Linked DNA regions of Mus musculus: regions 1 and 2 are each linked to region 3. A link is a loop called in an ENCODE intact Hi-C map of the cell type or tissue named here. Cell type or tissue: heart. All regions are shown on one strand. Links, peaks and the distances in the headings refer to the core of each region. The heading gives the core; the rest is flanking DNA.

Region 1 (7,541 bases), core at 835-5,834, 130 kb after region 3:
AGCTGTAGTTCTCTCCACAAATCCCAGGGAGTCTACCAACCCTAGTGAGCATTAGGATGTATCCCCAGGAGGAGGTGGCCTCCCCAGTCCTCAGCTTTGATTGGATAGGGCTAGATGCTCTGAGGCCCTTCTCAAGTAGATGATAGAGTTCCTGTTGTTACCACTTCTTTCTGCAGCAGAGCTCACTGGGAAATTTCCATCAAAGAAAAGACATTTCTCCTAGCCTGGGCAGGACACCTTTTGAAGGTAATACCTTTGCCAATGAGAAGGAAAGAAATGAAATAAAACTGAACTTGAATCAGCCTATGAGATGGACAGGAGGGCTTCCTGGATGAATGCATGCATTAGCATGACATGATGGATACTCCTGGCTGTTCTCTTCAAAATACACTACTGAGATTTTCGTGTGTGTGTGTGTGTGTGTGTGTGTGTGTGTGTGTGTGTGTGTTTTAGAAATCAGACACAGGGCACTGGCAGCCCCTCTGAGATGTGATTCCACACGTTGAATAGATGTAAAGTATCAACATTTAACCTGGAGCTCTGTGTGGTCCAGCACAGTCAGTCAGAGAAGTGCAGTTCCAAAGCACAAGTCTGAAAGGTTAATTGCAGGTTTCACTCCCATGCCTGAGATTAGACTGCATTCCAGACCACAGCAACACTGAACTAAGAGTCTCCAGATGTATTTTCCTGTCCTTTAACTCTGTAGTCTCTCACTTGAGATGACAAAAAGTGACACATCTGGCCTTTTGGTATTTCCTTCTTAACCCTGTCTGTGCTCTGTGGGCAATTTACAGGCTGTATATTGTCCAGCCTTTTTTGTGTGTGACCTGAACTCTTCCTGAAACAGAGGTGGTGATGTGGCTCAGTGGACAAAATTAACTATTGTGCAAGCTGGACTGTCCAAGTTCAAACCCCAGGACCCATGTGAAGGTAAAAGGAGAGGATCGGTAAGTACAAAGTTGTCCTCAGTAAACACACACACACACACACACACACACACACACACTCAGATGCTTGTAATAATAGTAATGATGATAATAATAATAGAAAGAGGAAGAGGAGGAAGAAGAAGGCAAGGAGGAGAAGAAAAGATAATCAAAACAAAAAAGGATTCTTGTAGGCAAAAAGGATCCAAGAGGCAAGACTCTCTTTTTCTCCCTGCCTTTCACCCACAGTCTTTTCTTTACCCACTCAATGGCTTCTGCATCCCCATCCTAACTGGCTAACACTAAACTTCTCAGGAGTAAGCAAGAGATGAGGCTGAGCTGCAATCTTCAAAGTTCTATAGAAGACATTGGGTGAGGGCACAAAAAGCAAGGCAAGAAACCTAGAAAACTTATTTTCATGCAAATCGGGCTGTCATAGTACTTCTCCTTTCAAGTAGTATAGACTTCTTCATAGAAAATTCCATGGTGATGTATTCCAGCCAGGGCAACACAACACACAGGCAGAGTCCTATTCTCAAAGACACTTATTTTCCTGGGGTGAGTACCATCTCTGAAATTCTCCTGGGCTAATGATTCTCATGTTTCTCCCAGACCTCAGGTTGTCTGATGGATGTGGTAGGGTCTTTGTCTGTGAACCTTCATAGAAGAGGTTTTGCCATGTGTCAGCTTCTTCAGAACCTCTAGTGCTACTATGGTGCCTTTCCATCACTCCACAACCAAAACTTCCATTCTGTGCACACCACAGGGAGCTCAAAGAAAGTATTCAAAGTGACTACTCAATTTCAGTGTGCTTGAGCAATGCCAGCACATGTGTATGGGTCCAAGAAACTAACATATATGCCACTGGCTTTCTAATCCTCAGAGGGAGATGGCAGCACTCTAGCTGTCTTGGCTCCCTCCCTAATGGTACTCTTATAGGTATTGACCCTAGTAAAATTAGTATACCTGTAACTCCACCTTGGCATTTATTTGGTTCACTGTTTGTGTTGGTCAGCTTTCTGTTACTATAACAAATAACTGAGATATTCAGTGTATGAAAAGAAAAGGTTTGTTTGTACCCGCTTGGAAGATTTCAGCCCATGATCAGTCAGTACCATTGCTTTGTGGAAGGAGAATATGGATGAGAATAACAAAGATGCTTGTATCATGGTAGAAAATGAAAGAGATAGAGTGAGGTCCCATGATCCCCTTCAATGTTATGCTTCCTGAATCCAGAAGACCATTCACTAGGCTCCATCTACTAAAGATTCCACCACCTTCCAGAAGCACCATTGTGAGACCTGGCCTTTGGAGTCACTCCAAATCAATACTACAGCACATTATCCTGGGGTCCCTCCACTGGGCTAGTACAGAACAGAAGTCCTGTAAATAACATGTTGAGTATTCTATAAGCCCAGGATATGAGCCCTGTAGGCATAGAATCCCTGTCTATACCCTTGATCTGCTGGTAGAACAGTATCACACAGTATTGATAACATGATATGGTTTAAAGAGGACTCCAAGCATGGGCAAAGCTGGCGGCGTGTGTCAAAAAACAGCAGTGGTAGTGCTATAGTTTAGGCCAGGGTTTCTCAAAGCCAAAGGGACAAAGAACCCACATGTGTTCATCAGATATCTATGTCCCGGTTTTCCACATTCAAGAGGGGGAGTCCCTGGAAGCAACACCTCAGCCCCCTAGAATCATGGCCGTAGATTCTATTTGTTATATATAGGAAGCCCAGCAATGCTATGCAGAGGTCTGCCCACCACCTGGCAGTGCCATGCATCCCAGATGGGCCTTAAGATCTGGTACCCTGAGTTCTAAGTGTTCAAGGAATCACATAGCAGCAGGTTATTCTGCCCTCACAAGAGTGCTCTCAAGACATGGACAGTGGCCTGCGGTGCTGCTGTCACAAACATGGGCAGTGGTCTGCTGTCCTACTGTCACAGACATGAACAGTAGAGAGGTTAGTGAAGGAACTTTGAACCTCAAAATGTGGTTGGCTGCCATTATCCTCCTGTAGACATCAAGATGGGAACCTAGCTTGGGCAGGACCTGGATTTATGGCACACATAGCTACAGAGAGGGAGATGGGAGGCTGCTGACCGAGGAATATCGCCACTTCCACCCTGGCTTTAAGAAGTCTTTAGAAAGGAAGCCATAATCTGCACTGTCCTTAGGGACATCTAACCCATCTTAGTTCCGAACAGGGCATCTTAAACAGCCTGGAGAGAAGGTCTGGGCAGCAAAGAAGCCAACCATGCCCTCTGCTGGCAGAGTCTTGCTCAAACCTGGAAGCCAGTATGTAAAAATGAGATTCTTCTGCACATTTCCTCCCTCCAGGGATTCATTCCCCCAATGACCACACTCTTGTGTTATGCAAAGAGTTGTCTGAGAGATAGGAGGCAGCCTCCACTTGCAGGACTCAGTTTGGGAGTCAGCTGACTCAGGCAGAGAATCTGCATCCAGGCATCATGAAGGGAAGTCTGTGAGTGCTTGGCTCACAGTGGTGGTGCTTGCCAAGCAGCCTGCATTTTCTATGCAGCAAGCCCATGTGCTGCGAAAGGACCCAGAGGCCCACGTGGACTCTTCAACTTTGAAATTGCCTTTGCGTCCATTCACAAGCCTCTAAGGAAAAGTACTTTGATCCCTGTGACCACAACTGACCTTTTTTTAAAACAGTATTGCCCAGCCAGAGCCTTCTTTAATCCATTCAATTAGGTTCACAAATGCATTGGGCAGTTTTCAAAAGAGAGATTCAGTGGCTGGGTGGCAAGGAAGACATTGAAAGGCAAAGCCACAGGTTTGACAGAAAGGTTTTGTTTGTTTGTTTGTTTTTTGTTTTTGTTTGTTTGTTTTTTGTTTTTGTTTGTTTGTTTTTTCGAGACAGGGTTTCTATGTATAGCCCTGGCTGTCCTGGAACTCACTTTGTAGACCAGGTTGTCCTCAAACTAAGAAATCCACCTGCCTCTGCCTCCCAAGTGCTGGGATTAAAGGCATGCGCCACCACCGCCCAACTTTTGACAGGAAGTCTTAATGGGAGCCCCAGAAGCATCATCGGAAAAGCTGCGTCAGGTTTGCAGCTCTGATGAGGTCAGGGTTGAAACCTCATACAACCCTGGGCTTGCAGCATAATGGATGGCAGACACAATTAAGCTAACGCACATCTGCAGACGAACAGCCCCACAGACCAAAAATGAGTCACTGTGAAACATCTGGATACCAAGGGCCAGATAGACTGGAGAGATGGCCAAGGACAGGACCAAGTACATGAGGTCACTCTTGATTCAACAGAAGAAGGAACATAGCTAGCTCTTGCTATATGCCTTTGCAAAGATTTCCCTTCCTCTTGTGTGGAGATGAAGTAAGAGGGTCACAGAAGGCTGGCAATGGACAGCAGAAAGAGCAAAGAGGAAGCCTCACTCACAACCTGGGGTAGGGCAGTGGGGAGCAATGAGAACAGAGCCTGAGAGACCATATCCTAGCAATGATGCCTTACTGGCAACTGTCACTTTTTACTGCAAAGGCAGCATCTCGGGCTCCTATATACCACATCACCTGGAAAGCTTTATAAAGGACCTTGCTTCTAATTCCTGGATGCCTGAATTTAACTCAGATTCTTCTGATATAACAGAGGCTTAAGAACTACAGCCTCCTTTGTCACTTACAGTGGGGGAGACCTGGCCCCTTGGTCACGAGAATGGGAGACTCGCCCTTGCCCCTCACCCTGCAACACTCTGGAGAGAGGGGTCCTGCACCTTGCCTGGGCAACATGGTAGAGCTAACCCTGGTGGCATGGGTGTGGGTAAGCCCACCTAGGAAGGAGTGAGCATGGGAGAGCTGGCCCTGCCCTTGCCTGCTTTGACATTGGGTGAGCTAGCCGAGGCAGTGCTGGAAAGCTCACCCTGGTGGTGTGAGCACAGGAAAAACCAACATCCATAGTAGAGTGAAGATACTTGCGGTATCAGATACTCCTGTGAAGTTCTCCCTCATAAGCTTATCCTTCCCAGAATTCCATTGCCCTGAATCATCACTTCCTTGCCAGTGTTTCTATTTGTAAACAGAGTAAGTTAGCTTTATGTGATTATTGAAATCTGTGTCCCTGTGTTTAAAACGACAAAGCTACGGCAAAGTAGCCAGGAGGTACAATAAACTTTTCCACGCTCTTTAGCTGGATTCCCAATTTTAGTGTTTTACTGTTGTCTTTGTGTCTTAGTCTCTGTGTATGTATATATAACATGTATGTACACATGTGTATATATATTTGTTGAACCGTAGAAATAAATGTGAAACCCTGGGTGCATATAAAGAACTATGGCCTCTTCAAAGCCCTTCTGAGCTGGGCTGGGTGGCACCTTCAGCCTGAGTGGTCCCCTCAGAGAGTCTTGGCTAAAGGGACAGGAGTCTTCACAGGCAAAACAAAACAAAGGTTAAGCTGGGGACCTCAGAATTACAGATAATTTATTGTTTTCTTGTTTCTTTTTTAATTCACACCAGGCTAGAAGAGAAAAAAAAATCCTAACCCACCCTCTTTCAGCATTCATCCTGGGACGAGAGCTGGGACCATGGCTGGGCTTAGGTGAAGTATCAAGCTACCTATCACTGTCACACCAGTGTGGGCACAGAAATGGTGGGAACAAGCTGATGGTGGCCTGTCATCAGTGAAGAGATGCATTTACCTTGCAGAAACACTCCCTTTGCTAAGATCATTCTAACATGGGAGAGAGGGCCCCTCCCTGCTAGTAGGAATTACGGGCAGTGCTACTGGGGCCCTGTTTTCCACTGCTCTCTGCCTCTGCCAGCTCTATTCATTTAGGATGTTTTCCAGGAGAAAAAAAAAAAAAACCTCCATTCACTGTGAGAAAATGCATACACATTCCTGAGATATCTGATGGACAAATATTATTTCATGATCCATCCTGCCAGCCACATTGTGGGGATGTGGTTTGGCGTCCCCTCTTCTATCAAGAGGCTGGCCTAGTTGAGTTTCCATCTGTCCCCTCCTGTGCTCCTCTCTTCTTATTTCCTTTTCCCTTCCCTTCTGTACTTCTATTCCTGGGCTCTGTATCTCTCACCCACTAAAATATTCAGCTTCAAAAAGGAAAGATTTTAAGTTTTTTCAGCAAGTGTCAAAGAGAAGGAGATGGAGGCAGGATCAGGGAGAGAAGATAGAGAAAGATAGACAAAATTTTTCATTGGAACAAATTCAAACGGACCTTTACCAAAAAAGGGGGGTGGGAGGTGCTTTTTAGGGTTGTGACTGGGCTTGTCCCATCAGGATGATAGGGGCTATTGGTAACAGTGCTGCTGGTAGGGGGTCAGTAGCCCACAGGGAACATTCCCATACCTCCTACCTTTCTCAGTCTCAGAGATCACAGCCTGTGCTTCAAGCCAGGTTCAGCCACTCATTTCAAAACACCATTTAAAAAGAAGCAATACCGAATGGCAGAGAAGCACCTGAAAAAATGTTCAACATCCTTAATCATCAGGGAAATGCAAATCAAAACAACCCTGACATTCCACCTCACACCAGTCAGAATGGCTAAGATCAAAAACTCAGGTGACAGCAGATGCTGGCAAGGATGTGGAGAAAGGGGAACACTCCCCCATTGTTGGTGGGATTGCAAGCTTATACAACCACTCTGGAAATCAGTCTGGCGGTTCCTCAGAAAATTGGACATGGTACTACTGGAGGATCCCGCAATACCTCTCCTGGGCATATATCCAGAAGATGTCCCAACTGGTAAGAAGGACACATGCTCCACTATATTCATAGCAGCCTTATTTATAATAGCCAGAAGCTGGAAAGAACCCAGATGCCCCTCAACAGAGGAATGGATACAGAAAATGTGGTACATTTACACAATGGAGTACTACTCAGCTATTAAAAAGAATGAATTTATGAAATTCCTAGGCAAATGGATGGACCTGGAGGGCATCATCCTAAGTGAAGTAACCCAATCACAAAGGAACTCCCACAATATGTACTCACTGATAGATAAGTGGTTATTAGCCCAGAAACTTAGGATACACAAGATATAAGATACAATTTGCTAAACGCATGAAACTCAAGAAGAACGAAGACTAAAGTGTGGACACTTTGCCCCTTCCTAGCAATGGGAACAAAACACCCACGGAAGGAGTTACAGAGACAAAATTTGGAACTGTGACGAAAGGATGGACCATCTAGTGATTGCCATATCCAGGGATCTATCCAATAATCAGCTTCCAAACGCTGACACAATTGCATACACTAGCAAGATTTTGCTGTAAGGACCCAGATATAGCTGTCTCTTGTGAGACTATGCCGGGGCCTAGCAAACACAGAAGTGGATGCTCACAATCAGCTATTGGATGGGTCACACGGCCCCCAATGGAGGAGCTAGAGAAAGTACCCAAGGAGCTAAAGGGAACTGCAACCCTATATGTGGAACAACAATATGAACTAACCAGTACCCTGGAGCTCTTGTCTCTAGCTGCATATGTATCAAAAGCTGGCCTAGTCAGCCATCACTGGAAAGAGAGGCCCTTTGGACTTGCAAACTTTATATGCCCCAGTACAGGGGAACACCAGGGCCAAAAAGGGGGAGTGGGTGGGTAGGGGATTGGGGGGG
Region 2 (7,541 bases), core at 835-5,834, 260 kb before region 3:
ATTATTTTCTAAATTCTGTGCTCATATAATATTTTCATTATATTAGATAGTAAGGATAAAAGTAGAAGATCATCTATTATGGAAAACTTAGGACAAAAGTGAAAATGCACTCTCATGTAGCTATCACTGATGGAGAGTGACCTGTGCCTTCAGTGTCTCTCAGCCACTGGGGGTAAATTTGAAGTAAACTTCATACAACATTTTGTCCTCCAGCCTGTATTCTGATTGGTAAGAACATAAGCACACACTCCTGTGATACGGGAGTTTATGGTAATGTGTTAAGCACCTTATATCATATCCAGTGAGCATTCCTCTGACTTTATGGTGTCACAAATGCCTTCAAAAGGTATTTTGTTTGAAAAACAGGCTCAAAACAAGCTGTGTGTAATGTTCCTAGTGGGCAAGTCACACTCTCCCTTCATTCCAAGGTTACAGTTGCCAGCTGTACTGTGCACTGATTTTGATTGTGCTAATTAACAATGTGTTACATGTTGACCTCTGAGTCTATCATCAACCAGGGACATTTCTGGCTCCTGCTGCTTCTGCAGTCAGCCCACCCCTCCACAGCCGGGCTCCTCTTAACAGGCATTTTTACCTGTTCCTGGGAGTTCTCATCAGGTGTTTTTTGGTGTATGTGTCTTGTCTGTGAGACTCATTTGTGTTGGTGTGATTGACATTTTATTTTCAGTAATCCCCTGGTGAATTATAAACTCTTCTGCCATTCATATGATATAGATTGCTTTTGTATGGGCTGTTATTCTCAGCTCTGCTACTGGTCATTTTGTCCTTGTGTTTTACAACTGAACCCTCTTTTCTGAAATAGCTTAATAGACTACCTGTACATTCTAGCCTTTAGAAACCCTCCTTGCAGTTTTCAAAGTGGGAGTTCCAGTTATCCCAGGCCCTTAAAAATACTGGACACGGGTGGAGCTGCAGATCTCAAATCTCTCTGAAGACAACTGTGACACACCAATGGGGAACACCACACCACAGCACTTTTTCATGTGCTAAATGCTGAGCAAAGTATTGTAGAGCTTATTATGCGAAAATAGCATAAAACTCCCTCCAAGCCACGTGGACAGATGCGTCGGAAGCAGGAGTGAGTTCTGTCTTTTGACTTGAGTCCCATCCCGTGGATGTCACATAATGCATGTCTGAATATTCCAGTAGCTGAACAACACAAAATCTGTAACACCATTGTTTTGGTTATATTAGGTGAGAAATACTTGTGTATGCTATCTTTCTTTCATTTTAAGGTTATTTTTAAAGATTTATCTTATTTTTAAAAATTGTGTATACATGTATGTGTCTTATGTATGGATTTGTGCACCTGAGTGTAGGGTAGGCTTGGAGTCTAGAAGAGGAAATCAGATCCCTTAGGGATGCTGGATGTGGGTGCTGAGAACAGAACTCAGGGCCTCTGTGTTATTTATTTATTTATTTATTTATTTATTTATTTATTTATTTTCAAAAACAATTTTTATTAGATATTTTCTTCATTTACATTTCTTTTTTAATTTATTAGGTATTTTTTTCATTTACATTTCCAATGCTATCCCAAAAGTATCCCCCATACCCTGCCCCCATAACTCCCCTACCCTCCCACTCCCACTTCTTGGCCCTGGCATTCCCCTGTACTGAGGCATATAAAGTTTGCAAGACCAAGGGGCCTCTCTTTCCAATGATGGCCAACTAGGCCATCTTCTACTACATATGCAACTAGAGACACGAGCTCCGGGGGGGAGGGGGTACTGGTTAGTTCATATTGTTGTTCCACCTATAGGGTTGCAGACCCCTTTAGCTCCTTGGGTACTTTCTCTAGCTCCTCCATTGGGGGCCCTGTGATCCGTCCAATAGCTGACTGTGAGCATCCACTTCTATGTTTGCTAGGCCCTGGCATAGCCTTACAAGAGAAAGCTATATCAGGGTCCTTTCAGCAAAATCTTGCTAGTGTATGCAATGGTGTCAGCATTTGGAGGCTGATTATGGGATGGATCCGTGGGTATGACAGTCTCTAGATGGTCCATCCTTTCATCTCATCTCCAAACTTTGTCTCTGTAACTCCTTCCATGGGTGTTTTGATCCCAGTTCTAAGAAGGGGCAAAGTGTCCACACTTTTGTCTTCCTTCTTCTTGAGTTTCATGTGTTTTGCACATAGTATCTTGTATCTTGAGTATTCTAAGTTTCTGGGCTAATATCCACTTATCAGTGAGTACATATCATGTGAGTTCTTTTGTGATTGGGTTACCTCACTCAGGATGATGCCCTCCAGGGTATTTGCCAGGCACTGGCAAAGCCTCACAAGATATAGCTATATCAGGGTCCTGCCAGCAAAATCTTGCTGACATATGCAATAGTGTCTGAGTTTGGTGGCTGTTTATGAGATGCATCCCCAGGTGGGGCAGTCTCTGGATGGTTCTTCCTTCTGTCTCATCTCCAAACTTTGTCTCTGTAACTCCTTCCATGGATATTTTGTTCCCCATTCTAAGGAGGAACAAAGTATCCACACTTTTGTCTTCCTTCTTCTTGAGTTTCATGTGCTTTGCAAATTGTATCTTGGGTATTCTAAGTTTCTGGGCTAATATCCACTTATCAGTCAGTGCATATCATGTGAGTTCTTTTGTGATTGGGTTACCTCACTCAGGATGATTGCCTCCAGATCCATCTATTCACCTAAGAATTTCATAAATTCATTGTTTTTAATAGCTGAGTAGTACTCCATTGTGAGAATGTACCACATTTTCTGTATCTATTCCTCTGTTGAGGGACATTTGGGTTCTTTCCAGCTTCTGGCTATTATAAATAAGGCTGCTATGAACATAGTAGAGCATGCGTCCTTATTACAAGTTGGAACATCTTCTGGGTATATGCCCAGGAGAGGTATCCTTTGTACTCTTGACTGCTGAGCCATCTCACCAGAAATGGTTGGTTTTATATGGTGACAGATTATTTCTTTGCCCAAGCCCTTACTAGGCCTCTACTGTGACCTGTAAGGACTTGAACAAACACTATTTCTAACAGCTTAGCCATGTTTCCCAATTCCACCCTCTCTAGAGCACATGGACTGCCAAGATGGTGTCCTGCTTGAGCCAGCCTTCCCTGAGTGTAGAGCTCCATCTGCAGTCCCAGTAACCAGGGAAGCCAGAATCTTAGCCCTGGTGACAGGCTGCTGGTAGATACTGCAGGCTTAGTCACAGCTGCTGACTCTTAGCTACATCTCACTTATCTGAGTCCCCTGCAGCCTGTTCTCCATTCTCCTCCTTCCTCTCTCCTTATTTTCTCTATTGCAAGCAGATTTCTCCTTTGCACAAATTGAATATGAGCTCATTTACACTGACTCCTTCTGGTTGCAGTAGACCTGACTGACCTCACTCTGCCATCTAGTGATGGGGGATGTGTTTTTTTTTTTTTTTTATGTGCTCACTGGCCACACTTCTTTTCTGTTTATTTTACTTTGCATATTTATTTTTTGTTTATTAGGTTGGGCTATCTTCCTGAGTGTTCTTGTGTGTATAAATGTTTTTCCCTGTATTGAGAACATATCATTCTCAGAGAACCAGATGCATTAGTTAGGACCACACAGTTGAAAAATTAAAGAACATAAATTAAACATAAGGCAGTTGCAAGATAATGAATGTCCTTGGAGAATTTAGAAAGGGTGGGATCATGCATGGGGCCTCTTCAGAGGAGGCCTAATCCCTGGGAAGAACAAGAATAGGGAAAATGTAATAAAAACAGAAATTCCATAGAGGGAATGTGTATGGTAAGGAATAGATCATTTGCCTATATGTGCTAGGCTATGGGTTCTGTGCCCAGCACTACCAAGGGGAAAAAAGACATAGCAATGTAGAAGAAAGGATGGAATCTTTAAGATAATTGGAAGGTTTCTGTGAAGTCGTGCATCTGTGGATGCCAAGAAAAAGAGTGCAAACCAGAGTATGTGAAATTGTGGATAGAGTAGCTATTGTGAAGAACATTGGAAGGCAGAATGCAAAACAACCCTAGTTTATTTGGTGTGTTTTACATGATTAGGGAACTCTCTATGTGTCTCTAAAATAGCTTTTGCTGTACAAATTGAGAATGGTTGCTTCTGTGACTTTATTATATTATCACTCTGATGAGGCCCATTCTTATGCACCCACTGTAATAGTCCTGTGAGTCTGAAGCTGCCATCAGTGTTGAGGCTTCTCAAGGACTTGCTTTGCTGGGTGGGGAACATCCTGCCTGGGGGAACTTGCCTTTCCTGAAGGAAAAGTGAGGTGTCCCAAGCGGAAGGAAAAGACATTCAGAACTAGGGAAGTTGTCCACTCCCAGGAATGATGGGGGAGGGATGGCTAGGGAGTAGCCTGGAAAGGTTCAGAAGGGGACAGTCCCAAGCTACCAGGTCATTGTGGCCACTGTTATTCAGGACAATGCAAGCTTCAACTTGGCCTACCCTCATTCTCATGCAGATCTGTAGTCATATCCATGAGCCATCATGGAATAGTCCATCTTGGGAGGAGATGAGAGTTGGTGTGCTGGAACCCAGACCAGAGTGCTGCAGAATGAGTCTCAGCCATATACGTTCATGCTTGGCTTAGGGAAGGAGCTCTGTAAACATGTGATGCTGTTCATCTTTCCAGGTTGTGTAACAGGTGGACATGAGCCAGGTCCTTCTGCATGCAGGATTTTCTTTGCCAGGGATGCTTCACTCCTGGAATATACAGCACTCAGTTCCAAGAGCTCATTGCGGCCATATTTTCTGCTTCCTTAGACCAGTGATCATCTCTCAAGTGAAGAGGCAAGGTTTGTCTAGGGATGCCTAGAGTGAGTTGCTGGCCTGTTGAAAGCACTGAATGTTGTGAGCTTCATGTTGACAGAGGATAAGCAATTATGCCTAAAGACCACAAGACACTTGAACTTTCATGAAGTAGATTTTAGAAATATCCATTCACATAATTCACTAAAGCATCTTATGGCCTACTGGGCCAGATAAATTTTACTTTATGCTGTTTGGGGTGTATTTACAGACTTTATTCTACCTTATATTTTTCTAGTCAAAGAAGTATGTAGGGAAACTATGTTAAAGTTTTTCCTTTGCCTAGATTAGTCTAATCATTGCTTACTTAGCTTTTCCTTATTTTTCTACAAACCCTTACAAGACACTCCCATGGGCCAGAAGCAGCGCTCCTCTCTGGAGGCTCAAGACAGAGGTCTCTGAAGGCAGGACCATCTTGTGAGAGGGATGATACCCAATAGGGCATCACATTAGGCGCTAGCTGATTTATTAATTCCACTTCTGTCTGGAATGTTGAATGCCTCGCCCCCACCCCCCAAGTGACAGATCTTTCATCTTCACATGGTAGAGGGCAAAGGACAAAGAGGCAAAGATGGTACCAATTTCATTCACGGGAGCACAGATTTGATGTCTGAGTCACCTCTTAAGGTCTCATTTCTTAGTACTCAGACAAAGAAACTAAAGTTCAACATGGGTTTGGGATGCAATAAGCACTAAAACCATAGCAGACACCTCAGCTCTTTGTAAAGACCTTTAATTTGATGCTGCAAACGTTAGGTGGAAACTCAATTTTCACATATAGACAAAAGCAAAGGAACGGGTCCAGGTGAGTTTGTGGGTTTAGCATGTATCAAGTGTTTGGAATGAGAATGTAGCAAAAGTTTGGAAAGGAATATTTTTCCTGATTGAGGAGACAGCAGGAACTGGGTTTGTTTTCAGTAGAGAATTTAGCTCCATCAAGTGTTCAGACTTTGACAGGAACAATGTATGCATGTATTAGTTTTATAACCAAAAATAAACTTAGCTTAGACATTTCCATTTTGGGAAAAACTAAAAGCAGAATCAAAATTAGTGTTTTACAAAATTTGTATTACAAGCCAAATAAGAGAATTACCTTACCAGGTCTGTAAATCTTGGTAGGGACAGAGCTATGTGCATCTACTGCAAGTTATGTGCAGACCAGCAAACATTTTCCTACTAGGAACCATCTCACTCAATTGAGGTGATTCCTCAGTTGCCATGGAGAAGTTGTAAATTGGAATGGAAGTCGAAACAGGCCATACTCAAGTTACCAGGGTCACTGGTCTCAAAGGACTTGGCTGTGTCATAGCCACTGACAGATGAAGTGTGCATATTTGGTCTCATGGCTGCAAGAAAAAATAGATTGCACACATTTGGATTAAGTTTTTCAGTTAACATATAAAACAATAGGTCTGGAACTGTTAGACTCAAATCTGCACACAATCAAATTGTAGCCTTTGAGGCAAAGCTTGCCACATCTGGAGGCAAAAGCACTGGTCCATTTAAACAGCTTGCCTCTCTGCTCTCTGTATATGTGGCTGACAGACCTTTGTTTTCTGTGTCCCATCCATCTGCTGTTCTTGAAGAAAAACTCATTCCCCAAATCACCCTCAATGGGAAGCAAGCCATTTTACTCTAAGGCCATTTCTGCCCTATAAGTTCTGTAAGTTTAGCTGGTCTACAGCTGCCTACATCCAGTTGTGAGATCTTTTTCCTTTGAATTGAATGGACTCTGAGAGGCAGAATCTGGGAGATTTGCATTTCTAGTGGGAACAGTTTGTTTAGTTTCATTGTCGCCCTCACAGACTTGGTCATCAGTGAAAGTTCCTGCAGCTCTTGTTTGACGATGCTGACACTTAGCAGGGAGGATGATGATTGTATCTTCCGGAGTGTCATGAGATGAGGTCCCAGAGGGACTCACTCCCTGCAGAATGCTCTGAGAAAACGAGGAAGACCTGGCTGCACTGAGGCCACCAGGCTTTGTGGGTGTCAACTTCCAGCTTGTTCTGGGATTCTGCTCAGCAGATAACATGTGTGCACCTCCCACATTTACATAAATACACACATATTTAAACGCAGAAACACACTTTCTGCTCTATTGTTGGCCTTTTTCATTATTTTTATTGATAGTGCTGGACATTCTGTCTAGTATTCCATGAGTGCTCAATAAATATTTCTGAAAGAATAAATAAAGACACAACGGAATGGCTTTCCCAACTTTCCCAGGGAAACAAAGCAACAACAGTATCTTCATCATGTTACTGTGGTACCCTAAATTTTCCATAAAGCAAGAGCGTTAGTGCTGCAGCTTTCTGTGTGTGCATGTGTGTGAACACATTTATGTGAAATGCTTTTTAGCTTTATGAAAAATCACATAGTAGATGCGAATGAGCATGCCAAGTTGGGCAGAGAAAAACCCATAAAGTCTCAACTCTGAAGAAAGAATTATAGGTAAATCAGAAAATCTGGGAGCAAAAAATGATTTTCTCCAAGGGAGAGTACACCAATTGGCTGTGCAGTGCCAAGCAGTCAGCCCTGAAAACATACATGCAAGTAACATCATATGGGCTGTGCAGGTTGTATTTAGGAATATATGTATATATACAAATATATATATATATATATATATATATATATATATATGTGTGTGTGTGTGTGTGTGTGTGTGTGTATGTATACATGTCATTCACATATATGTATATATGAGAATAATTGATGAAAAAGAGGCCATGAATTTGAAGAA
Region 3 (7,541 bases), core at 1,090-6,089:
ACTTACAAGCAGAAGAAAACTGGAGGGAAGAAAATACTAAATACTTTAAAAAAAATAAATATCTGGGTCATCTCCAGCCCATGGGGTCAAGGTTTGCCTTCAAGCCTACAGATCAGCAGCACTAGGAGGTGAGGTGAGGGACTGGGGTACTCTGGGATCTCCGCTGTATTTGCCACCTCCGCCCAGTTGTCCAGTATCTACTTGGAAGAAACTGGGCTGTCCTGCTTCAAGTCCTCCCTACCCTCGCTTGTCCTGAGAGGATGGGCTCTTCTCTGGTTATTATACCAGCCAGGGTGCTTTTAAGTTGCCAGAGAACACAGCTGGGAGGCTGGAGAGAGAGAGAGGAGAGGAGAGGTACAGAGCCCGGAAAGACAAAGGCCACCTGGGTCTCTGGAGCAAATCCCTCAGAACTTCTGCAGCGTCCGATCAGTCCTGACGTGCTGCAGCACTACCTCCTTGGCGGAAGATGCGCACTTGTACTCCAGCTCTGCACGAGCAGCGCCCTGCTTCTTGCGCAGGTGACAGAGAAGCGCCAAAAGCGCCACCACCAGGGACAGGCTGGCAATGGAGATGCCAATGAGCACGCCAGAGTGCACTGGCCTTGCAGAAGGGGGACCTGTCGGAGAGCCTGGCGTAGGGCTGACTGGAGGCTCCCCAGAGCCCTCCTCTTCCTTGGTGTCTTCCCTAACAGGGATGGGGTCACAGTCTTTGCTAATCTGACCAGCAAGGGCTGTGTCAGGCCCGCAGATACACTCATAGGAGCCAGGGAAGTTTCGACATTCACTGGTGAAGCATTCGCCTTGACTGCACTCATCAATGTCCGTGCATACGGAACCCTCGTCCAGGATGAAGCCTTCAGGGCATTCACAAACAGTAGGAGAGTTAGGGTCACAGTCTGCTGGGCACGAAGTTTCATTGCAGAACATTTCGCACTTGTGCGGTTCATCCGGCTTGGGTGCGAAGCCTGGAGCGCAGATGCATCGGTAGTCGGTGGGGCTCACTGGCTGGCACTGAAACTCGCAGTTAGATCCGAAACACGGATCCAGAAGCTCCACGCACTCTCCATCCACCAACTCATAGCCATCATAGCAGAAGCATTCGAAGCCGCCCTTGGTGTTAACACAGAGCTGGGGACATGGATTGGGCCCCTGCTTACAGTCATCCACGTCCTCACACCGGTGTCCGTCTGCAGCCAACTGGTAGCCTGTCTCACACATACAGGAGTAAGAGCCTGGCACTTCAGCGTTGCTGACACAAAAATGCTCGCAGAGTTCGTTGCACGATTGAACCACAGGTCTTGCACACGAACGTCCATCGGCCTGCAGGTCCATGTCTCTGGGGCAGAGGCATCTGGGTTCATTCGTGCTCCTATTGCACAAGTACTCACAGCCACCATTCTCCACGCTGCAATTCCAGGCTCCTGTCGCTTCCCAAGCCCAGTGTCCCTCTGAAGTTCCGGGCGGGGCCCTGCACACCAGCTCCAAGCCAAGGGGCTCCACCGCGGCGGAACTGCCTACCGGCAGCGTTTGAAAGTCCGCACCACTGACCCCGAACGGGGTGTTGTAGGTACTAGAGATGTGGGCAGCCTCAGGATCGCGAGTATTCACCGTCAGAGGCCTGCAGGAAGCTGTGAAGTAAAACTCACAGAGGAAACCCTGGGTCTCAGTCTCGCATGGCTTCTCTTCCCAGGCCGGCTCGCCGGGTGCAGCTTCAGTTGCTGTCGAGACCGTGACGCACAGAGGGCCGCAGAGTGGAGCCGTCTGGTCGTTGGGCCGCGCCCACCTGCTGTAACTGGTGTGGTTATCGCCAGTAACCCACTGGAAGCCGCGCAGGGGCCCGAGATGCACCGGGTCGTCACAGCCCTGCGGGAGCTGTAAACCGATCCAGGGCCCTAAATCCATACTGCTCTGGCTCAGCAGAAGGGAGATGACATCGGCAGCCACTGAGGAGCGCACTGTCATCAAATGTCCTTGCAGGCGCTGGCAGGCCTGGCTGGCATCGAGGAAGGTCGCGGGGCCCTGGAAAAGCGCGAAGCACTCATGCTCCACGCATTGACTGCCTGTGGGCTGCAGCTTGGCTAGTGCGGAGAGCCCCAGGCTAGCTGGAGCCAGCACACCCAGAAAGAAAATCCCAAGCATGCTGTCCAGGGGTGCACCGTGCAAGTTCCGAGAAAAGCTAGCCCTGCGCTGGTGCAGACACCCAGTCCAGGCAGAGGGGTTTCCGTATGCCTGCGGCGACAGCAGCTAGCCTCTATCACAACCTAGACGTTTCTAGCCCAGGCTCCTAGTCCCTGCGAGGCAGCCTCTAACATGCCACTCCGCTGAAGCTCCAGTTTATAAATGCGCGGCCCTCCCTCTTTGCACGTTCGGGAAAAGGAAGGAAGTGCCTGGTGGGAAGGGCTGATGCTGCGTTCTCGGATTACTGGGTTCTCCGGACGCCTTGCGCCCGCCCTCCAGCCTGGGATCACCTCTGCGCGATGAGTTAAAAAGTCTGTCTGGGCGTTGGGAGGCCCTCGGGCGTGGCCTGCAGGCGCCACCACAGAACAGAACTGTGTCAGCAAGACGACAGTTCCTGCCCCAGACTCTCCGGTATAGCCCGCGGGTAGCCTGTGTTTAAACCTCTACACACGTACACACACTCAGACGCGAACACACACACACTCACACTCACACTTCCACATAGATGCTACCAAAGTTTGGAAGATGGTCCGGTTGGTGGGGCAGGGAAAAGAAAAGTCCAGTAGAGGTGTGTCTGAGACTTGCAAGACTCTGAAAAAGGTGAGCTAAATGCAAGGCAGGAACTCAGGAAGCCTGGCTGCATTGACAATCGGAGGTTTAGGTCCCAAATGACCTTGGAGGAGGCCAGGGGAAACAATACTAGGGCAGCAAGAGGAGAGAGTGGTCTAATAACCCCAAACCCTTCTCCAGTCTCCATTCCTCTCCTGTTCTGAGCAGGCATCTCCAAGGCCAGACCCTATCTAGTTGCTTGAGAACATCGTGCAAGTTTTGTCTGGGCTCAGAGATCATGGCCCCCTTTCCCAGTTCAATTCCTGCAGAATCCTCTGGGGAAGGTGTGTTGCGTTCCTTTGTTCTGGTTTGTTTTGTTTTCCTCCAAGCCTATCTCAGACCCCTCAATGAAACTGGCCCCGGGGTGGGGAGGGGGGGAGGGGGCTTTGCAAGGAGACTGTATGAGCTACAATAGAGCCTACTTGGTTCCTTTTGACGTGATCATTTCCATCGTCATTTGAGAGTCTCAAAAGATAGAGGTGCCTACACAATCCGTTTGCTCACAAAGGGCATTGAAGAGGAGTGTCTTGTGGGCAGCTGGGAGGGGAGGAAGGGAATCTGTCACTTAAGACTTTTAGATGCTAAGCACTCACCAAGAATGTGGAGGGCTGTGTTCAAATCAAAGCTTAGCCACCTCCTCCCCACCTCTCTCATCTGCCTATTCCCCAAGCGTGCGCGTCATCACACACACACACACACACACACACACACACACACACACACACCAAGAGGACCCTGCACTCCGTGGCAGTCACTTCCACCCCACTGCCAGGAGGCGGTGCTGTTGAACTCTAGACCAATCCAAGGACAGTAGAGCATTACTTACTACAACTGCTACGGAGCAGCTCAGACTGCCTGGAGCAAAGCTGAAGGTTAGGAAATTCGTCTGTGGGAAGCCTCGCGAAGTTCCCATGGCTTACAAATGAATAGCTTCTCTGGTTCAGTACAGCTCGGACTTTAGATGAGAACAGAAGGCTGCGGTGTCCTCACGTGGAGAAAAACATTCACAGAGGGACGCGTGGCCAAGAGGGTGAAATGAGGCAGGCAGATTTCTGAGTTCGAGGCCAGCCTGGTCTACAAAGTGAGCTCCAGGACAGCCAGGGCTATACAGAGAAACCCTGTCTCAAAAAAACCAAAAAAAAAAAAAAAAAAAAAAAAAAAAAAAAAAAAAAAAGAGGGTGAAATGAAAGCACTGAAATTGTAAAAAGAAGCAGGTGGAACATCCTCCATCTGCTTGCCCATGTGGGACTCTGTCTCTGTCAAGCCAGAGCTGGGACCTGTAGAGTCCACCACCCCCTTGACTGACGTTGTCTTTATTGGGTCAAAGCTGCCTCAGCTCTCCAGGAAAGAAAACTCCAGAGGGAATGGGAATAAATATAGCAATGCCTGGGTCCTAGGAAAGAGAGAAGAATGACTAGGGGTTGGACAAGGGGATAGCCTCTAGAGAAGGGGGCAGCTTTCTTATGTGGGATGGGACCTCCAGGGGCACTGTTCCAGAGTAGGGGCATCCCCTAGGTAGAAGACAACAGGGCATGGACCAGAGGCACTGTCTGCAGAGTGTGAACTGGTGGGATTATTCAGTGCTGTGAGAGCATGGAATTAAATGGTGGTTACCCTCCTGAGTGGGGACTTTTCAATACGACAACTGCCTTAATTAGGGTTTCTGTGGCTGTGAGAAAACACCATGACCAAACGCAACTTGAGGAGAGAGCAGTTTGTTTCATCTTCCTGCTTAAGGTTCATTGTCCAGAGGAGTCAGGGCGTGAACCTAAGGGCAGGAACGGACACAGAGGCCAGAGTGAAATGTTGCTTACTGCCTTGCTTCTCAATGGTTTGCTCAGCTTGTCTTCTTATATCACCCAGGACCAACCAGCCCAAGAGTGGCACTTCCCACAAGGAGATGGGCCCGTCCACATCAATCATCAGTCAAGAAAGTGCACCACAGGCTTGCCTACAGGCCAATCAACTGGGGGCATTTTTACAACTGAGCTTCTCTCTTCCCAAATGACTATTGTTGGGAGCCGCCCCCACATTCGCCGTTACAAGATGGCGCTGACATCCTGTGTTCTAAGTGGTAAACAAATAATCTGCGCATGTGCCAAGGGTATCTTATGACTACTTGTGCTCTGCCTTCCCCGTGACGTCAACTCGGCCGATGGGCTGCAGCCAATCAGGGAGTGACACGTCCGAGGCGAAGGAGAATGCTCCTTAAGAGGGACGGGGTTTTCGTTTTCTCTCTCTCTTGCTTCTTGCTCTCTTTTCCTGAAGATGTAAGAATAAAGCTTTGCCGCAGAAGATTCTGGTCTGTGGTGTTCTTCCTGGCCGGTCGTGAGAACGCGTCGAATAACAATTGGTGCCGAATTCCGGGACGAGAAAATCCGGGACGAGAAAAAACTCCGGACTGGCGCAGGAGGGATACTTCATTTCAGAACCAGAACTGCGGATCACGTTTATAAAGGTTCCCGTAACACAGACTGTTGAGAAGGATTCAACTGCCGAATTCAGAACTCATCAGCTGGGGAACGACGGTGATAAAGGTTCCCGTAACACAGACTGTTGAGAAGGATTCAACTGCCGAATTCAGAACTCATCAGCTGGGGAACGACGGTGATAAAGGTTCCCGTAAAGCAGACTGTTAAGAAGGATTCAACTGTATGAATTCAGAACTTTTCAGCTGGGGAACGAGGTAAGTCTGATCTTGAACTTTCTAAGGAAATTCAGGACAGTCTATCAGAAGTAAAGTGGAAAATGTTTGGCCTTGAATTTTTTCTAGTGTTAGGAGCCCTTTTGTTCCTTTTCACATGTTATATAGTGCTTAAGATAGGGCTGAAAATTCTAGAGGAAATTCAGGGCAGTCTATCAGAAGTAAAGCGGGGAGAGAGAGTAGGAGCAAGGAGAAACGGTAAGTATACAGGCCTTTCCAAGGGTCTTGAACCCGAGGAAAAGTTAAGGTTAGGTAGGAATACCTGGAGAGAGATTAGAAGAAAAAGAGGAAAAAGGGAGAAGAAAAAAGATCGATTAGCGGAGGTCTCTAGGAGATACTCGTCACTAGATGAGCTCAGGAAGCCAGCTCTTAGTAACTCTGAAGCAAGTGAAGAATCCTCCTCTGAGGAAACAGACTGGGAGGAAGAAGCAGCCCATTACCAGCCAGCTAATTGGTCAAGAAAAAAGCCAAAAGCGGCTGGCGAAGGCCAGTTTGCTAATTGGCCTCAGGGCAATCGGCTACCAGGTGCACTCCCGCCCTATGCGGAGTCCCCGCCCTGCGTAGTGCGTCAGCCCGTAGTGCGTCAGCAGTGCGCAGAAAGGCAGTGCGCAGACTCATTCATTCCCCGAGAGGAACAAAGGAAAATACAACAGGCATTTCCAGTCTTTAAAGGAGCCGAGGGTGGGCGTGTCCACGCTCCGGTAGAATATGTGCAGATTAAATATGGAATCAATGCTAATTTTACCTTGGTGCAGTTAGACAGGCTTGCCAGCATGGCACTAACTCCTGCCGACTGGCAAATGATTGCAAAAGCCGCTCTCCCTAATATGGGCAAATATTTGGAATGGAGATCTCTGTGGCGAGAGGCTGCACAGGCGCAGGCCCGAGCAAACGCTGCTGCTTTAACTCCAGAGCAGAGAGATTGGACTTTTGACTTGTTAACGGGTCAGAGAGCTTATTCTGCTAAACCTGATAAGAGGTATCAATGGAAGGTCTTACCACAGGGGATGTCCAATAGTCCTACAATGTGCCAGCTTTATGTGCAAAAAGCTCTTTTGCCAGTGAGGGAACAATTCCCCTCTTTAATTTTGCTCCTTTACATGGATGACATCCTCCTGTGCCATAAAGACCTTACCATGCTACAAAAGGCATATCCTTTTCTACTTAAAACTTTAAGTCAGTGGGGTTTACAGATAGCCACAGAAAAGGTCCAAATTTCTGATACAGGACAATTCTTGGGCTCTGTGGTGTCCCCAGATAAGATTGTGCCCCAAAAGGTAGAGATAAGAAGAGATCACCTCCATACCTTAAATGATTTTCAAAAGCTGTTGGGAGATATTAATTGGCTCAGACCCTTTTTAAAGATTCCTTCTGCTGAATTAAGGCCTTTGTTTAGTATTTTAGAAGGAGATCCTCATATCTCCTCCCCTAGGACTCTTACTCTAGCTGCTAACCAGGCCTTACAAAAAGTGGAAAAGGCCTTACAGAATGCACAATTACAACGTATTGAGGATTCGCAGCCTTTCAGTTTGTGTGTCTTTAAGACAGCACAATTGCCAACTGCAGTTTTGTGGCAGAATGGGCCATTGTTGTGGATCCATCCAAACGTATCCCCAGCTAAAATAATAGATTGGTATCCTGATGCAATTGCACAGCTTGCCCTTAAAGGCCTAAAAGCAGCAATCACCCACTTTGGGCAAAGTCCATATCTTTTAATTGTACCTTATACCGCTGCACAGGTTCAAACCTTGGCAGCCGCATCTAATGATTGGGCAGTTTTAGTTACCTCCTTTTCAGGAAAAATAGATAACCATTATCCAAAACATCCAATCTTACAGTTTGCCCAAAATCAATCTGTTGTGTTTCCACAAATAACAGTAAGAAACCCACTTAAAAATGGGATTGTGGTATATACTGATGGATCAAAAACTGGCATAGGTGCCTATGTGGCTAATGGTAAAGTGGTATCCAAACAATATAATGAAAATTCACCTCAAGTGGTAGAATGTTTAGTGGTCTTAGAAGTTTTAAAAACCTTTTTAAAACCCCTT

Evidence for each region. Peaks named below come from ENCODE experiments on the same cell type or tissue, not always from the same donor. Only the 100,000 strongest peaks of a DNase experiment are listed, where the experiment ranks them.
Region 1: it touches region 3 in a loop (2.7-fold over the local background); 15 of 42 quality-filtered maps call a loop at or near these places.
Region 2: a loop joins it to region 3, with 2.9 times the contacts of the local background. A loop is called at or near these places in 4 of 42 quality-filtered maps.

What each region holds. Positions count from the first base shown.
Region 1 is chr2:148,532,522-148,540,062 of GRCm38, forward strand. All of the region lies in intron 2 of Gm46770 (a long non-coding RNA gene), which reads right to left. Among named protein-coding and RNA genes, the nearest start is that of Gm46770, 26 kb to the right of the region's middle. In heart, for the core only: a CTCF peak has its summit at 3,203 (motif pointing left); a DNase peak (open chromatin) is centred at 3,270.
Region 2 is chr2:148,145,317-148,152,857 of GRCm38, forward strand. Gm24221 (a small nucleolar RNA gene) reads left to right here and starts at 5,827; the gene lies at 5,827-6,146. In heart, for the core only: a CTCF peak has its summit at 3,342 (motif pointing left); a DNase peak (open chromatin) is centred at 4,285.
Region 3 is chr2:148,405,809-148,413,349 of GRCm38, forward strand. It overlaps Thbd (thrombomodulin), which reads right to left and starts at 2,380. Exons shown (of 1, transcript NM_009378.3): 1 at 1-2,380. The coding sequence starts at 2,138. The coding sequence ends at 405. In heart, for the core only: CTCF peaks have their summits at 2,492 and 3,578; DNase peaks (open chromatin) are centred at 1,693, 2,483, 3,113 and 3,573; H3K4me3 peaks cover 2,156 bases; H3K27ac peaks cover 1,984 bases.